2 separate regions of the Homo sapiens genome follow, and region 1 is linked to region 2. A link is a loop called in an ENCODE intact Hi-C map of the cell type or tissue named here. Cell type or tissue: PC-3. All regions are shown on one strand. Links, peaks and the distances in the headings refer to the core of each region. The heading gives the core; the rest is flanking DNA.

The links. Peaks named below come from ENCODE experiments on the same cell type or tissue, not always from the same donor. Only the 100,000 strongest peaks of a DNase experiment are listed, where the experiment ranks them.
Region 1: a loop joins it to region 2, with 3 times the contacts of the local background. A loop is called at or near these places in 5 of 110 quality-filtered maps.

Annotation. Positions count from the first base shown.
Region 1 is chr3:189,162,498-189,170,992 of GRCh38, reverse strand. It overlaps a transcript of TPRG1 not described here. Among named protein-coding and RNA genes, the nearest start is that of TPRG1, 5.2 kb to the left of the region's middle. RefSeq lists an enhancer at 3,316-4,515. In PC-3, for the core only: no CTCF peak of the experiment used is centred there; a DNase peak (open chromatin) is centred at 3,772; H3K27ac peaks cover 364 bases.
Region 2 is chr3:189,229,747-189,238,241 of GRCh38, reverse strand. All of the region lies in intron 3 of TPRG1 (tumor protein p63 regulated 1), which reads right to left. Among named protein-coding and RNA genes, the nearest start is that of TPRG1-AS2, 6.6 kb to the left of the region's middle. In PC-3, for the core only: a CTCF peak has its summit at 4,793 (motif pointing right); a DNase peak (open chromatin) is centred at 4,821.

The DNA.
Region 1 (8,495 bases), core at 341-8,340, 67 kb after region 2:
CAATCTTCTATCCTAAATTCTCTACTTCATTCAGCAGACTCTGGCCAAATCAGATTGTATTTGTTTGATGGCTGGAGGAACGGGTGTGCGCTGACAAAGTAAATTGGTTGAATTCCATTCTTTTAAAAGAAAAATAACTAATATTCACCCTTCAAAAAATGTTGTTTAAAGTTCCAGGAATACTGAGGTCATGAAGCGATTCCACAGGAAATGAAGTGCAAACTGGCAACTCGCCACTCAGGAGAGGTCACAATGAATAAACAGTCCTTTTACCTGCTTCCACCGTGTCGAGGACGTCATGTATACTAACTCAACAGTAGTTAACTGAGCAACTACCTTGAGCTTTCTCAGTTATCCACATAGACAAGGATATGAAAAGGAACCAAACACATTCTCTGGCATAAGGAGCTCAAGAAGATAAAATTTGTAAGTGAATTAGCATTGCACGATATAGAAGATGATGAGCACCACAGACAGGATCCTAACAAGTACTATGGTAATCCAGAGGAGGGAGCAACTCCAGGAAGGCTGCACAGCGGTGGAGGCGGCATTAGATCCGGGCTGTTAAGAAGAGCCAGGATTTCAACAAGCACAGATGGTAGAGTTGGGTATAAATGTTATTGGTGAGATGGACTCAGCCACAGTTACCTGATCAAACTGATTTATGCCCCCTCCCTAATACAGACCCCAGGCTGAAAAGAGAGTTTTACAGAACCGGTATCTAGGTCACACCACTTAGACGCCACAAAACTACAGGGCAATTAGAAATAATTGCGAGGCAAATACCGTTCCCACTCAGCTCCAAATGTCTTTATGACAGCTCAGGGTGGGGGCACAAAAGGCAGGAGGAGTGGAGACATGCTGGATCCCAGCCTGGTCTCTTAAGAGAAGGACTAAGCAATGCACTGCTGTTTGAAGTATGCTATTTTAAAGGGCAAGAAACTCTGTGAAAAGACATCAATTGTTCACACGGCATCCATCTAATTATCGTTAGGTTTCCAGCGGCCACTGAACACTCCTCCCAGCTCATGCTGAGCTCCGCCATACTGCAGCCTGCAGTAACATAATACATCCAGGAGGGGCACAAGCAGTAGGAGTAATGCCACACGGAAAACCTCAGCTCTGGTCCCTGCTCAGCTGCTCACTGGGATCAGAGGCAAGTAGCTTAGTTTTCCCCAAGCCTTGATTGCCTCTTCCGTGCAATGGGAGTTACAGTACAGATCCCACCAACCTCCCTGGGCTGTTGAGGGAGAAAATGAGCTCCTGGAGGTGATAAGAGCTTTGTAAAATTCAAAGTATTGGTATGAATGTGAAGCAATACTATGACAGAACATATGGCTATATATAAGAATTCACTTCATGTCTGTATTTCCAGGCATAGCAAAGGCTATGTACAGATCTCCCAGTAGAGGACATGCTCAACAGCCAAGGAGCAGGGAAGCACAGAATAATTTTTACCAGATTGGCCTTCAGAGATCATTTCTCTCTGTGTCCTGTCTCTTCTCTCTCTTCTATAATAACCTTTACAGGCCGGGCCTGGTGGCTCATGCCTGTAATCCCAGCACTTTGGGAGGCCGAGGTGAGCGGATCATCTGAGGTCAGGAGTTCAAGACCAGCGTGGCCAACATGGTGAAACCCTGTCTCTACTAAAAATACAAAAATTAGCCGGGCGCAGTGGCGGGCCCCTGTAATCCCAGCTACATGGGAGGCTGAGGCAGGAGAATCGCTTAAGCCCAGGAGGCGGAGGTTGCAGTGAGCCAAGATCGCTCCACTGCACTCCAGCCTGGGCACCAGAGTGAGACTCCATCTCAAATAATAATAATAATAGCTTTTACAAATTATTGTTCTTCCTCTTCTCATTCAGCTCTAGTGTCTATGAGAAATAACGTATGTTGTTACTTATTTAGGTTAGGAAACACTGGTATGTTAGAACCCCTCTTCTGCCATTTTTCAAATGGGGATGGAGTGACATCCTGATGATCACACAAGCTAGTCTCCTCCCTGGACTCAGCAGGGCTGTTCTCTTACACACTGCCTGGGGCAGCAGATGGGCAGGAGGAAGTACAGGTGGCATGGATCCTGGTCAGGTATGAACCAGAATCACCTCATGTCCAGGTCTCCCTCATAGTGGATCATGCAGATAAAAATTGGTAAATAAACATGCATCACTGGGGGTAAATAGGTACTGTCTACAAGAATCCCATATCCCAACTCCCCAGATACACCCCTTGTCCCAGGAGTCTTTTGGGAAAGAGGAGTTCAATGACAATGAACAGATACTGGCAGCAGCTTTTGAAGTGAACAGGTACTAAGCAATATGAATTTCCCCTTCTCTTGCGTTCCAATAGTACACCACACACGTCACTAGTACCGCCCTCTTATAGTTAGTTTTCTTCCCCAATATGCATCTGTCTACCCTCTTTAAAGATAAGGACCATGTCTTAAACAAGACATTCTTTTTAGAATCTAGCACAGTACAATGCCAATAGTAGGTACTCAAAAGATACCTACTTTGACGGATGGGTGGATGAGTAAACGAATGAATATACAAACTACTCTGTTTTCCTTCACAGCCCTACAAGGCCTCACAGCTAGAGAGGTGACATTTCAGAGAAGGAGAAACAAAAAGCCCCTTCTGCTTTTGACAAGGGACTAAATTCAGCCCAAAGCATCTTTTTTTCTCTCTCTATTTACTCCGGACAATCTGTCCCTTATCAGATGAGCTCAAGGCTGGTTGGAAATATGCATATTTTATTTGAAAATATCTGCTTCCTCCAGTTTTGTTTTGCCACATACACATTTGTCTGCTTTGCTGTATGTTGTGTATCAGATAGGACTCAGACAAACTGCTTTGGCTTCCTAAACTGTTTTGTTTTCTCCATTCATTTATCATTGATCTCATTTCCTTCCCTGCATCTCACTCTTATTTCCAAGTTCCAATTTTATCCGCAATGAAAGAGAACAATTTCATTGTCGCACAGGTTCACTGAGGGCTAAAAAGGGCACTGGCATGGAAGTTAGAAAGCCTAAGATTTAGTTCCCATTCTGCCACTAACAAGCAATGTGACCTTCAGAGGATCGTCTCTTCTATCTTGGCCTCTCTTTCTCCTTTGCAAAATAAGGTCTGCTCTTGACAGCCACAGAATCTCGAAGTAAGTGCAATACTTCGAGACTCTCTGGATACCAATCTGCTAATGTTGCACCATTTTTCACACTCATTACAGATGGGGAAGAATTCTTGTATGTTTTTAGCTTTGGTTTGAGACCCAGTGAGGGTCCTCCACTCCAGATCCTCACCTGACTTTCTGATCCACCCCAACCAAGAATGGCTTCATGGGCATGCAACTCGTGCAGTTACACAGGCCTGCAGGTAGAAGGGCCTTGTGCTTGGTTTTGTTCTGCTGTTGTCATGTTGAAATTCTTAATAGTTCTTGAACAAGGAGGCTGGATTTTCACTTTGCACTTGGCCTCACAAACCAGTCCTGCCCCTACTCTTACACTTGCACTCCCCCAAAGCAACAGAGAACTAAGAAAGAACCAGGAAAAGGAAAACAAGGGTGTACTTTGCCAGCCATTCATGGCAGGGAGAAGGGCTCCCCATAAGGCAGAGCTTCACTTTGAAATGCCCTTCCTTACAAATATAAATCAAAGAAAAGACAAGGCGGGAGAATGTGAAACTTGCCACAGTCTCCACCCCATCACCCTTCCCCATCTTGCTGGATGGGAGGTCTGACTCATACCTGGGGTGTGGCTCACCATTCCTGCTAAGCACCTGGGCTCCTCCCTGTTCACAGGGCTCAGGAGGAAGTGTGGGTTACGCTGGAGTGGATGTGGAAACCATCCAGTCACCTCTCAATGTCAAGAGCTAGATGGAATCTCACAGCCGACTCAGGCAACCACCACAGCCCACCTTCATCAGAGAAAAAAACACCGCTTCTATTAGAGAATGGGCTGAGGCCAGTTCACACTGTGAGCAGCTCCCACCTCTTCTTGGCATTAATTTTGGATTATCTCCCCGTTTCTGCATCTTTGGGGTCCACAGGGGAAGAAGTTACTCCTCTGTCACACAAATAAGAGTCCCACCCCCAGTTCAGTCACCGGCAGACTCGGATACCCAATATATGGTCGAATTAAATTGAAAATGACCCTGATCTTTAAAAACCTCAGTAAGATGAAACTATTACCATTGGATTATTTTTTTCTTCCTACCTAAAGTTCTTCTCCTAACAGCTTGAGGCATTTTACATGTCTCATCAGGGAAGAAATTAAAGAAGGAAGAAGAACCTTGACAAAATTTAAACACACAAACGAAGAGCTAGTGATAAATTACAATGCAAATAAGATAGGCTTTTGAAACGCTGAGACACCAAGGAAAGTATCAGGGATACTAGTTAGGATAAAAGGTATTATGCATTTCTCTGTAGGCATGGAGAGTTACTTCCCTAGTTGACTAACTCCCTGGGTGTGCTCGGTCAAGTATACCCTTATGCAAGTTTCCCTCGGTATCCTTTGGCTTCCTTGTCAGCAAATTAAAGCAGTTTGGACGTGCTCAAAGTGAGGTCTCTTCTAGGTTGTCATTCTATGCTACTAAGTATCAAACTGTTATCACCTCCATGTCAGTGTCCCCACTTAAGGATTGATTTTTAAAGTAAGATTACACTCTAGAACCTAAGTTGGCATGGCAACGTAATGAAAACAACAAAACAGTTCAATTCAAAAACTTGAGTTTGGACCATAGGAGTTGAACCAGAGAGGAAGATCCTATGGCACTCATCTATCAACACAGTCCCTTGAATTCCCATTTGAAGACACTGAATGCTCTGTTCTCTTGGAATGTCTGAAGTTTAAAGGGAAATGGTGGCCTCTAAGGCCAAGGCCATGTTATTGAGGGTCTGGAATGCTTAGCCAAGAAGTTTATGTTTAATTTTCATCTTTATTATGTTGTTGGGGACTCTACTCAGTGATTCTGTCTTGACATTTGATGATTTCTTTTGAACTGCGACTGCTCTCTGGGTTTCCAGAGAGCCCAAATCACCTGGGGAGAGGGAGGGAATCTTCCTTTTGTCTGTCTTAGTCCCTGACCAGTTACAGCCCTGCCTCTGTTCCTGTAGCCTAAGAGATTTTCCATATTGGCAACACTCAATGGCCACCTGAATCACACGGTGAGCAGTTTCCACCTCTTGGCAGTAATTTTGGATTCTTTCCCCCTTTCTGCATCTTTGGGGTCCACAGGGGAAAAACTTACTCCACTGTCACACAAATAATAGTCCCACCCCCAGTGCAGTGAGCAGCCTGAATCAAAGACAGGCCCAGAGTCCAGGGCTTATGACTCCAGTATCAGCCTGGATCTTCATGCCAGGGCAGCCTTTAGTGTCCAGAAAGAGCCTCTCACCCCGAAGACAGCATTTGATGCGCAGGTCCCTGGACACCTGCCTGAGAACCTCATATTAAAAATGCACATGCCCAGGCCCCTTGATTTACTGGATTAGAATCTCTGGGGGTAGGCCTAGAAATCTCCATGTCAACAAGCCTTGCCAGATGGCTGTTATGCACATAAAAGTTTGAGAACCAGAGTGTTACAGTTTCTCCATCTATCGTGACAGTCATTTAGAAAACTCCAACCCAGAATAGACTGTACAAAAGCTCAGGGGCAAGAACCTGTAGGGTGAATCAGTCTTGCTGTAAGGAAACAGCAGTAAAACCTGTGTGTCTGGAACACTGGGCGGCAGGCAAAGTTGAGGGTGTGGTAAGGTTAGAAGGCAAGTAATCTGTACATGAATGACCCACGATTCTTTCATTTTTACATTGCTCCTCACTGTATGATATAAACGTTCCTAGGTAAACTCAAAGTTTCATTACCCTCCATCCCAAATCCTCATAGCTGGATATCTGTACTCTTGCTGACTTACTACACATGAAAGAGGTTCTTGCTTAACAACAGTAATAAGGGTAAAAATGCACAGAGATGGGGGCTGGAGCTAGCTACATTGTACAAAGGCCCAGAAAAGAGAAATCGTGGAGGTTTTTGTGAAGGAAAGGAGTTCAGCAAAGCCCATCCCCATTTCCAGGGATACTCTGCCACATGAAGGCTGAGGACAAGCTCCAGCTCCTCAGAGTTTTCTTAAAGCACGTTTGGGACCCCAGGGGGACATGGGAGCTGTGGAGGGAACCTGCCACACAACATGCCATATCCGTTTTCAGAGGATGTCAACACCCTCCTTCCCACACCTGCTGTTCCCAAATATCACAACCTGATTTTTTTCTCCAACCTCCTGTCTTGATGATGATGATTAAATATTCATGGAATGCTGTGATGCCAGCATACTTTGTGAAATTTCAGATACCTTTTTTTTTTAAAAAAAAGGGAAGCTTTTATTTTTTTTTTTAGCTTATTTCAATTTTCAAAAGAGGTAAAAAGAATAACAAATGCAATGACTAGAAAAGTAGATAATGAACAAAGAAGCTAGTATCCTAGGTTTTCACAACTGTGTTTCGAGCCAAAAATTGTCCCAATTTAAGAAAAAAAGTAGGGGCCAGGCTTGGTGGCTCACGCCTGTAATCCCAGTACTTTGGGAGGCCGAGGCGGGTGGATCACCTAAGATCAGGAGTTCAAGACTACCCAGGCCAACATGGTGAAACCCCGTCTCTACAAAAATACAAAAATTAGCCAGGCATGATGGTGGGCACCTGTAGTCCCAGCTGCTCAGGAGGCTAAGGCAGGAGAATCGCTTGAACCTGTAAGGTGGATGTTGCAGTGAGTGGAGATCGCACCACTGCACTCCAGCCTGGGTGACAGAGTGAGACTCTGTCTCAAAAAAAAAGAAAAAGAAAAAGAGTAAAACTCAGAATTTAGAAAACAAAGACATGAAGAAACAATTGTTCACATTATAAAAGAATCTTCTCTTTTACCATGAGTTCCATTTAAGTAGCAAAGTTCCCAACTTCATGTAAAATACAAGTAAAATGCATGTAGGTATATATGTCTTATTTATTTGTTTATTATGCAAAAAGTTTACCTTATTTGAAAAAAAAATGCATATTTTTTGAGAACCAAAGACTATTAGCTAAAGGTATCATCTTATCCAATTGTTTTCAGAATGATTCTCGGCGGGGTTTCCAGCGTGCCTCAGGGACTGCCCTGCTAGACAAGCAGAGCCAAGAGGGTAGAGCCAAAGGGTGCCCACTCCAGCCCAACCCCGGCAACTCCACTGCTATTCGGGAATATATTGGAGGTACCTGTAAAGTTGTGGAGAAGCCCTAATGGCACACATAGAAGCCTAATTCCTTAATTTTACATTCCGGGAAACTAAGGCACAGAGAGCTGTAAAGTCATATCTTTAATTTTAACTTCAGTCCCGTATTTCCTTTTCAAGGAAACTTGTTGCCCCGTAAAAGTCGTCATTTCATTAAAGAAACAGGTTTATCTCCTATGAATGTTAGGGTTTTAAGCCTAAAACCGGTAAATCATCACAATAACCAAAACAATTGGCTATAACAAGCTTGACATTTTTAAATGTCTTCAGATTAGCTGGCCCGTGTCAGAGTTGATCACGGTTCTGTATTGAATCATAACACAGATAACTTGAGCTAACACATATCAAAATTTTATTTAAAATACCAACTAAAGCAAGGTGTTATCAAGATGAATCAATGTCTCAGAGAGAAATAGTCAGAGAAAAAAGTAAGAACCCCATGTTTTTTTGTTTTGCTTCGTTTTTTGAGACGGAGTTTCTCTCTTGTCGCCCAGGCTGCAGTGCAATGGTGCCATCTTGGCTCGCTGCACCCTCCACCTCCTGGGTTCAAGTGATTCTCCTGCCTCAGCCTCCCAAGTAGCTGGGATTACAGGCACCTGGCACCGTGCCCAGCTAATTTTTTGTATTTTTAGTAGAGACCAGGTTTCACCATGTTGGCCAGGCTTGTCTCGAACTCCTGACCTCAGGTGACCCACCCGCCTGGGCCTCCTAAAGTACTGGGATTACAGGTGTGAGCCACCACACCCAGCCTAAGAACTCTATGTTAAATCAACTTGTGTTTTAAATTTATTTCTAATTATTTAACAAATACTTATATAGTGCTTATCATGTGCCAGAAACTGCGGTAAACACCTTACAAATATTAATCAGTTAGTTTCTACAATAACTCTCTAATGAAGGTATTATATGTTATTGAAATTTTATAGGTGGGAAAATTGGGCACAGAGAGAGATCTGGTTCTCTCTCCAAATTTCCCCACGTGTATCTTATGTATAGAGCAACCTGGATTAATCTGTTTTTCAGTGATCTCCTAGGGTTTTCTACCTCTGTCTTTAGCTTTACTGTCCTTTTGATTTGGAACATGAAATGCTGTCTTTCTCTCTCTTCCATAGCAGCCATCAAAGACCCAAATGTTATTATCTGGCTGTTGCTAGAGCCAGATGTAAACCCCACCACTTCCAAATTCTGATACCAACTCATTGTATCTTCATTGTCATATTACTTACCCTCCTGTTCAAAAAA
Region 2 (8,495 bases), core at 362-8,361:
CCGCTGTCTTCCAAGTTATCTCATTCCTATTTGCAGCTCATCCTACCATATCCTTGTGGTAGAAATGTAGTGAAACAAGTGAAGTGAGATTTTTATGAACCAGAGTAAAGTAGATAAGTAGATAAACTAGATAAGTGTTTACTGAATTAATTGGCCTCAGATGTGAGAGCCTTCCAGGACACACATGTAACATTCTGACTGAGAATTCAGAATTTCTCCAACAGAGAGAACAGAAATAAAATACAATAGCTTCTTGTTAAAAGAGAGTGAACATGGTTCATAATTCCCCAGACCGACAGCACTTTTGCTATCTGCCTACTGTAGCCTTTAGGATACAGCACTTCGAGACTTACACTAGAATTGTTTTGGTACATGTTTTGTTTTTCCCTAAAAAACTGAAAATGTTGATTGATGACCAATTCATGTCTAAATCCTCACCACACAGAATCAATCTAATGTGTAAATGGCATGGACACCCCATTCTCACCATTCTCCACACAGTAACCACAGTGCAATTCTTAACATACAAACTGAATGATGTCACTCCTTGTTCACTTTATTAAATAGCATCCCCTTGATTTTAGGTTCATAACATGGACTACACGCCTGTATAATCCGGCCTCTACTCAGGGTCATCTCAGAGTACGCTGAAACCACTCATTGTTCAAGTCATGGTTCAAATGCCTCATTCAAAGAGGATTTCCTAAACTCCTGTATAAACTTGGCCTCATTGTATTTTCTCAAAGCAGACATATTTTCCTCTTTGCAGCATTTATCACAGTTTGTAAGAAGAAATGAAGTATAAAATGCTTAGCAATGGGTACCATGTGGGCACTGACCAATCAGAATATACACCACAATACTGAAGGTAGGGAAATGCTAATAAGTACAAGCTGAGTAGGCTGAGCACCAACCCTGTGTGTGTGAGTGCGTGTGTGTGTGTGCGTGTGTGTGCATGTGTGTGTATGTGTGTTCCATGAAGGCAGAGACTGTGTCTGTTGGGCTATTCACTCCATCCCCTTCAGTCAAATAGCCTGCAGTAAATACATATCTATTGAGTGGATAAATAAGTTCCAGTTATCACCATTTTGGGAGACTTTTGGTGGTGTGAGGCTGGAGGTGGAAATCTGCAGCTTTATCACTTACTAACTCTGTAATATTGGACTTTTAACCTTTCTATGGCCCAGGTTCCACGTCTGTGAAATGAAGACAATACTAGTACTCACATCATCCATTTGGGGAGAAGATTAAAAGAAATAATTCTCTGTTAAGGCTTTATAAGTTAGCTGTTACTATTGCTGGAAGGGACCTGTGTCACTAAGTGACTTGGGTAACCCAATTATGTACCACTTCACAGTGCAGTCTAAAGACAGATAGGCAAGATGCAGTTAGGAGTTGAATCAATAGGAGGACACAGAGAAGAAGATACAAAGGACAGAAAAAGGGAGACAGAAGTGAAAGAAAGAAAGGAGAAGCAGAAAAAGGAAGAAAAGAAGAATGAGGTCATTAATTGAGGTCCTAGTATATGCCTGCCATTATATATTCATAAGTATTAGTTCTATATCTTACCACAACCCTTTGAAGAAGGTTATGGCCAAAATCACTCAGCTAGAATACCATAGTACAGTTAGTGGTATTGTGAAAGGAAATGGCATAAAGTTTAAGTCTTGGTTCAACAGTTTCCATCCAGTGGATACTCACCTCCAAACAGTGATAGTCACCTCCTCCTCCTCCACTTTGAGAGAAAGAGGAAATTCTTGAGAGTCTGCTTGACATTCTCAGTCTTAGTCAGAAAGAGATGAAGACTAAAATTTCTTATCAGATATCTACATAAACTTCCCTAAATAGATTGCATCTACTTAGCAGTAAGTTATAAGCTGCTGCCTAATAAACCAGACTTGTTTTAGTCTAAAAAAACTGCAGCTTTTGGTTGAATGGTTTTACTGAAAATGTCAGCACTCCATAATGAGATGTATTTTAAAAGGTAAAGGATTCAGAAAAAAAGGAGGATTCTTTTTAGGAATACAGAGTGCTCTGCTCTGACACAAACTCTGCATAATTTACATGTCAGGAATATCTAAATTCAAGTAAACATACAGGCTTATAAATAGTTTGGGGCCACCATCTCAAGTTCCTGGGTTGTGTATTGATTTATTTAGACATCATTCACACTTTCTCCCCTAAGAACTCATGGAGAAACATTAAATTGCATATTCCAAACATTAATAGCATTGAGCTTTAAGTGGCAATAACAACAAATATAGGAATAAAGATATATTGTGTTTGTACAGCTCAGAAAGGTTTACAAGGTCCTTGAATATCAACATTGTCCTTTAATCTTCACAAGAACCCTTTGGTCTAAATGTTATTACCCTCATTTTGAAGACAAACTAAGGTCTACAGATCCTTAAAATGACTTGTTCAATGCTCTGCACCCAACAAACAGTGGTGCAGGGACTCGACACAGGTACTGAGACACCATATCCAGGCATAGTGTTTGCTTTCTCCTCAGTACTACCAACCTTTCAAAAGTGGACCCTTCAGTGTGGTTTGTAAACATGGTAAAACCAACCTCTGCAAGAAGCTGATGTGATGAGACACACCATTCCTAGAATTTTTCCTTCTAGCAAACTTCTTCAGAACAACAATCAAGACTGTCTTTTTCCGCCCTTGTCCCCTTTCAGTGTCCCCTAGCTTGGGGAAGAACCCTCCCTCCATCCAGTTATTCAAGCTAGAGACCTGGGAGTCATTCAGACTCACCGTATTTCCTCACATTCCATGCCTAGTCCTACAAATTTTACTCCTAAGATAAAGATGTCAACACCACCCACCTCTCTCCATCTTCCCTTTCACTCTTCTAATTCAGTCTTTCATCATCTGCTGCCTAGATGATTGCAATCACTCTCACTCTAGGCTTGGGTTACTAGTCACCCAAACCTGATTTACTTACATATACTCTTGCTGCCTTCCAATCCCTTCACCCTACTGCAGTGAGGGGATCCTTTGGAAAAAAAAAAAAAAAAAGCAAACCTCATCTTTACCGCCCTACCCTGGTTCAAAACACTTCAACAGTTCTTGCTTTTCTGAGAAATTACAAAAACCTTACCCTGGTCTAAAAGTTTCTGCAGGGTCAAGCTCTACCTACTTCTTCAATTCCCTCTCAGGCCAAGTCCCTCCACTCCATTTCCTTTATCTTCTTTCAGATCCTTGTATTCACTGTGCCCCCTCCAACTTAAAGGCCTTTGTACATGCTGTTCCCTCTGCTGGCAATGTTGTTCATGAATCTCCACCTAGTTAACTCTGACAGAGCTGAGCTCCATTACCCTTTACTCCAGCAAGCCTTCTCAAACCTCTGTGGCTACTTGTCTTCTTTCTGATATACACTTTCAGACCACACATATTTCCCACTTATGGTACTTACCTTGGATGCTATTGTATAGTTATTTCTATGATTACATAATTAATGTCTGTCTCCCCTCCTATACTGTAAACTCTGAAAATACAAATTCAGTTCTTAGCCTTGTGTCTCCAAGGTTGTAGTATCCAAAACATACTTCTGAAATGAATTACTAAAAACACAAGCTATCCTGGCACTGCACAACCTATATGCCTTGGTTCATGCTGTTTGGGGAACCCGACTTTCAGGTTTATATATTGCAATAGTACCCCACAAAATAACGTATTTTCTGTCAATAAACAATCAGTAACATTGCGGAAATGTTCATGCCAAAATAGTGAGAAAGAGCAGGATACAGAATGTTACCTGCGGTATCCTTCCGATTTTGTATCAACAACAAAATAATCCACATATCAAAATGTTAACAGTGATTATTTGTAAGTGGTGGAATTTCAGGTGACTTTTATTACTTTTTATGCTTTTATTTGCCAGAGTTTACTTTTTCTGACCATAAACACATTAAACTTTTTGATATCAGTGGCATTTTTTAAATAAATTACCCATCCATAGGTTTGCAGCTTAAATGCTGTCTATTCCATGGAAACTTACCCTCACCTCCCCTACCCACAAGTGGCTAATATCTTTCCTCCCTTTAAATATGCACAAGGCCAAGCGTGGTGGCTCAGGCCTGTAATCTCAACACTTTGAGAGGTTGAGGTGGGAGGCTCACTTGAGCCCAGGAGTTTGAGACCAGCCTGGGCAACACAGGGAGACCTTGTCTCTACTAAAAATAAAAAAATAAGAAAGATAGCTGGGTGTGTTGGTCCGCGGCTATAGTCCCAGCTACCTGAGAGGCCAAGGTGAGAGGGCCACTTCAGTCCGGGAGTTTGAGGTTGCAGTGAGCTATTGTAGCACCACTGCACTCCAGCCTGGGGTACAAAATGAGACCCTGTCTCCTTCAATCAATCAATCAATCAATGTGCACATGCCTCTATCAGTGCTTCAGTTGTGGCCCTAATCACAGTTTTCTCTATGTTACAGTGCTTTCTATCCTACCCATTCCTCCCTCCACGCATATTAAATGGATGCCTCTCTAGTGTAGAATCAGTGCTTTATTTTTATCTGTGTCTCCTCACTGTGCTCAGCAAAGAGTCAAAGAGAGAGTAAGGGCTCAACAAATGAGCAGGTCACAGAATGAAAAATATAGAACCATGAGATCCATTCCCTCTGTTGTGAGAGCCCGTCTTCCCTGGCGAAGGAGTCTGTGCATCTCTTCCAGTTGCCACTTTTCCTCAGCACCATTATCACTTCCCCAATTGAGGAGATGGAGCCTAGGTTCTCCCCCAGATAAAAAGGCACCTGAGAACTCGTGAGTCTTCAGTTTCCTGGGATGACAACAGTTTCACCAGCAGAGGGCAACAGGCAACTAGGAATCACAGGCTGGATCCATCCTGAGAGCTTCCAGTGCCCACACCCAGTTACTCAAATCATCACAGATGCCCTCCCAGTGGCCCCAGTCCCACGCCCAGCAATACTTTCAGTTGCTCTTTTAAAGCTGTGTCAAATTATTTTGTGGTTTGGAAATAATTTCCTTCCAAGAAAGATTTTATTTTAATATTATTCTCTGTCTCCCTCTCTTGCACACAAACACACACACACACACACACACACACACACATACACACTCAGTAGAGGTATCTTCCTTTATATTAAATAGTTACTATTCCTAATTTACAAATCAACCTTCATGCACCCTTCAAACCTCTTAGCCCAGCCCTTGAAAAGATAGTATCTTGGCTAACAAGGAATCAGCAACCCAGGAGGAAAAAACTGAATCATTCATTCCACACGTATTCCCTGATCACCCACTGGGTTTCAGGCCCTGAAGAGGATCCAATTTTGTTTTGCTCTTCAAACACAAACAGATGAAAAATGCACGGCACTAAAGGAAAGCAATTTCTCTCCCTCTGAGTTAAGTGGAGTCGTGGAAGACCTTTAGCTAACTAATCCACAGATTCACATATTTTTCTTTCAGTCATTTGGTTCCTCTTCCCCTGGGTCTTTCCAATTTGCTTAAAATAGAGGACTCTCAAAGTAAACACAGGATACTAATAGAAACCCAATGGTCACCAACCTTCCCTGTTCCCAGGTTTCCTGACTTGACTCCCTGGAGTTCACTTTTCCCCCCACTATCCCATGCAGACAGTCACATACCAGGCTCTGTACTAATTACCAGGAACAGAGAGAATATTATACCATTATTAAGGAATATACAATCCTCTGAGATGTGAGGGGGAATATGTAAGGAAGAGTAGTGTGGTGTAACGAGGCTTGACAATGGTAACTCAAGCCCACAGAAGCTGAACTCAGGTCCCCAGATTCCCAGCCTCTTGCCCATAGGGCTTGCTACTCCATGTATCTATTCGATGCCCTTGAAAAAGGTTATCTTATCAACCCTTCATTTCCTGCTGTTTGGTAAAAATCTCAAGGTTGGAAAAGCACAAGTTGCAAAGTACGAATGATTCTTTGAAATGTTCACAAGGAAAGGACTCAGGAGTATTTATTCAGGAGTATTTATTCATTTTGTTAACACTTCTTTAAGGTGCACTTAGTATAAGACAGACAGAGTATCCCCATAAAAGACAGGTAGGAAAAACCTGGAAACACCCATTTATGTATCCCTTAAAAGCTACTTTTTCTCTTTAGTAAGGAAAGTCCTACCATGAGTTCCATCATATTGTTCCAGTTGATTACAGAAAAAAAAAGTGGCCATTTTTTTCTTTATAAAACAAAGGGCTTTGTAAGTTCTAAAAATACAATAAAAATCACAAACATTAAGTTTTAGTTGAAAGAGATAGATATACACCCAAACACACACACACACACACACACACACACACAAACCAGGTTTGAAGCTTCTGAAATTTACATGAACTGAGGAATAATTCTGCCATGAAGTTTTCTTAGATTATAACAACAGAAGCCTCCATATATTGAGGGTCTTCTATGGATCAGGTATTGTGCTAGTAGCTATGCACATATCATCTCTTTTAATCTTCACCAACAATCCTGATAAATACAGATGAGCACAAGATTCCTGAGCAGTGACGGGCTTTCTATCACACAGGTCTGGGGTTGGAAATGCAGCTCTGCCACCTACTAGCTGTATAATCTTGTAAAAGTTACTTATCCATTCTAAGATTTGGTTTTCACGTCTCCAGCATGAAGATAATAATAGTGTATTCCTCATAGGACTGTTGTTAGGATGAAAGAGATATGACATACGGAGAATTTAATGCAATACCAAGCACACAAAAATGTTCAAATATTGTTGGTTATTAATATGATGGTGACGATGATGAAGATTCTTCTAAATCCCTTAAACACTTTGTATATTCACTGAATAACAAATGAGTTAATGAGGGGGTGAGTGAAGTAAATCTACTTAAAGAGAAGTCCTCAAGCCTATAATAGTTTTCGGATATACAAAATATTTTCATTTTAATTTCCTAAAAAAATTAAAAGAGAAGTCATTAATTCCATATGTATGTGTGTGTGCATATATATATATATATATATGTTTTATAGGTGTTTGTATGAGAGAGAGAAGAAAAGAGAAAAAGGTTTCTGTCAGTTTTTCTGGCATAACTAGTTGTATTTTTATTATACTGCAAGTTACTGGAAGTTATACTTAAGTTACTCTGACTTAAAATACAGACCATGCATTATATGTAAAGTTCCCTTTGCAGGTGACTGCTGTGGAACACCTTATAAGTAAGAACCTGGAAAAGTTGGAAAAAAGATCCAAATGGAAACTCATGAGAGTATCAGTTGAAGGAGTTATGCTACATTCATTTAGATACCCTAGCCAGAGAAGCCAATGGAGGAGGCAAATACGAGCCCCCATCAGAAGACACAGGGCAGCAGCTCAGGATGATATTAATAGCTGAAAAGTGAAGTTACTGATTTGTGATTGAACTTCTTCTCACTACGTGGCATAAAGAAGGCATTTCTTTAGAAACCCAATACCAAGTAATCAGGCCAGAAGTAATCCCCCTACTGATCCAATAAATATTAATTAAGCCACTATTGCACTCCAGGCACTAGTGGTATAATGGTGAACAAAACAAGCCCCTATTCCTCTGGCGCTTACATTCTAGGAGGGGACACAGACAAAAGGAGACAGACACATCAATACAGAGACCTGGAGAAAAAGGAAATAGGAGAATACCCGGGAGAATAGTATTCTAGGTAAAGCGAAATGCTGTTGCAAAGGCCCTGAGGTGGGATCCATGGAGGTCCATGAGACAGAAAGGAGGCCAGCATGACTGAAGCAAGAGAGCAAAGAGAGTGGAGGGAGATTGGGGCAGAAGCCAGATCACATGCAGGGACACAACACATTTTTTTTTTGCAATTTATGACTATTTTTCATGTGAAATGGTTATGATCCCCCACTTTACAGATGGAACAACCAAGCCTGAATAAAGTGACATGGATGAAGTGACAGAGCCAAGGCCAGAATCCAGCTAGCTGACTCTCATCCCAGGCTGCATACATTCCATCAAGCCGCTTTTCCCACTTATTTTCCTTACAGGACCAGGCAATTTTGCTCTCTCTACTGCACTACCATCAGTAAGAGGATATTTTAAATGCTACACAAAAGTAAAGAATCTGGGCACGCCCCCATCCTTCTCTCTTTCCCACAAGACCACTGAATAGCTCAAGTACTCTACAGCACACCAGGAGCTAACAAGAGGCCCACCCCTGACCGACTTTCTCCTCCTCTGAATTCACTTGAGGGGATTCACTTGATCAGAAGCCAAGGAAGCTGGCAGGAGAACAAGACCCCATTCTAAGGAGGCTGCAAGGAGGGAAGAACAGACGGACAAGATAGCACAAATGTACACATCTTGCCACCTCCATTGTTTTATTATTTTAAGCAGCAGAGAGATCTGCCTACTGTAGTATGTTCGTTACAGCTTGTATGGTAGAGGGGACACAGCCCAGATCAGGCAAACCCAAGATGAGGCGATGTTGTAAAAATACTCTGAGGAATCCCACAGAAATCTAAGAGCAGGAACTACAGCACAGCTGGGCT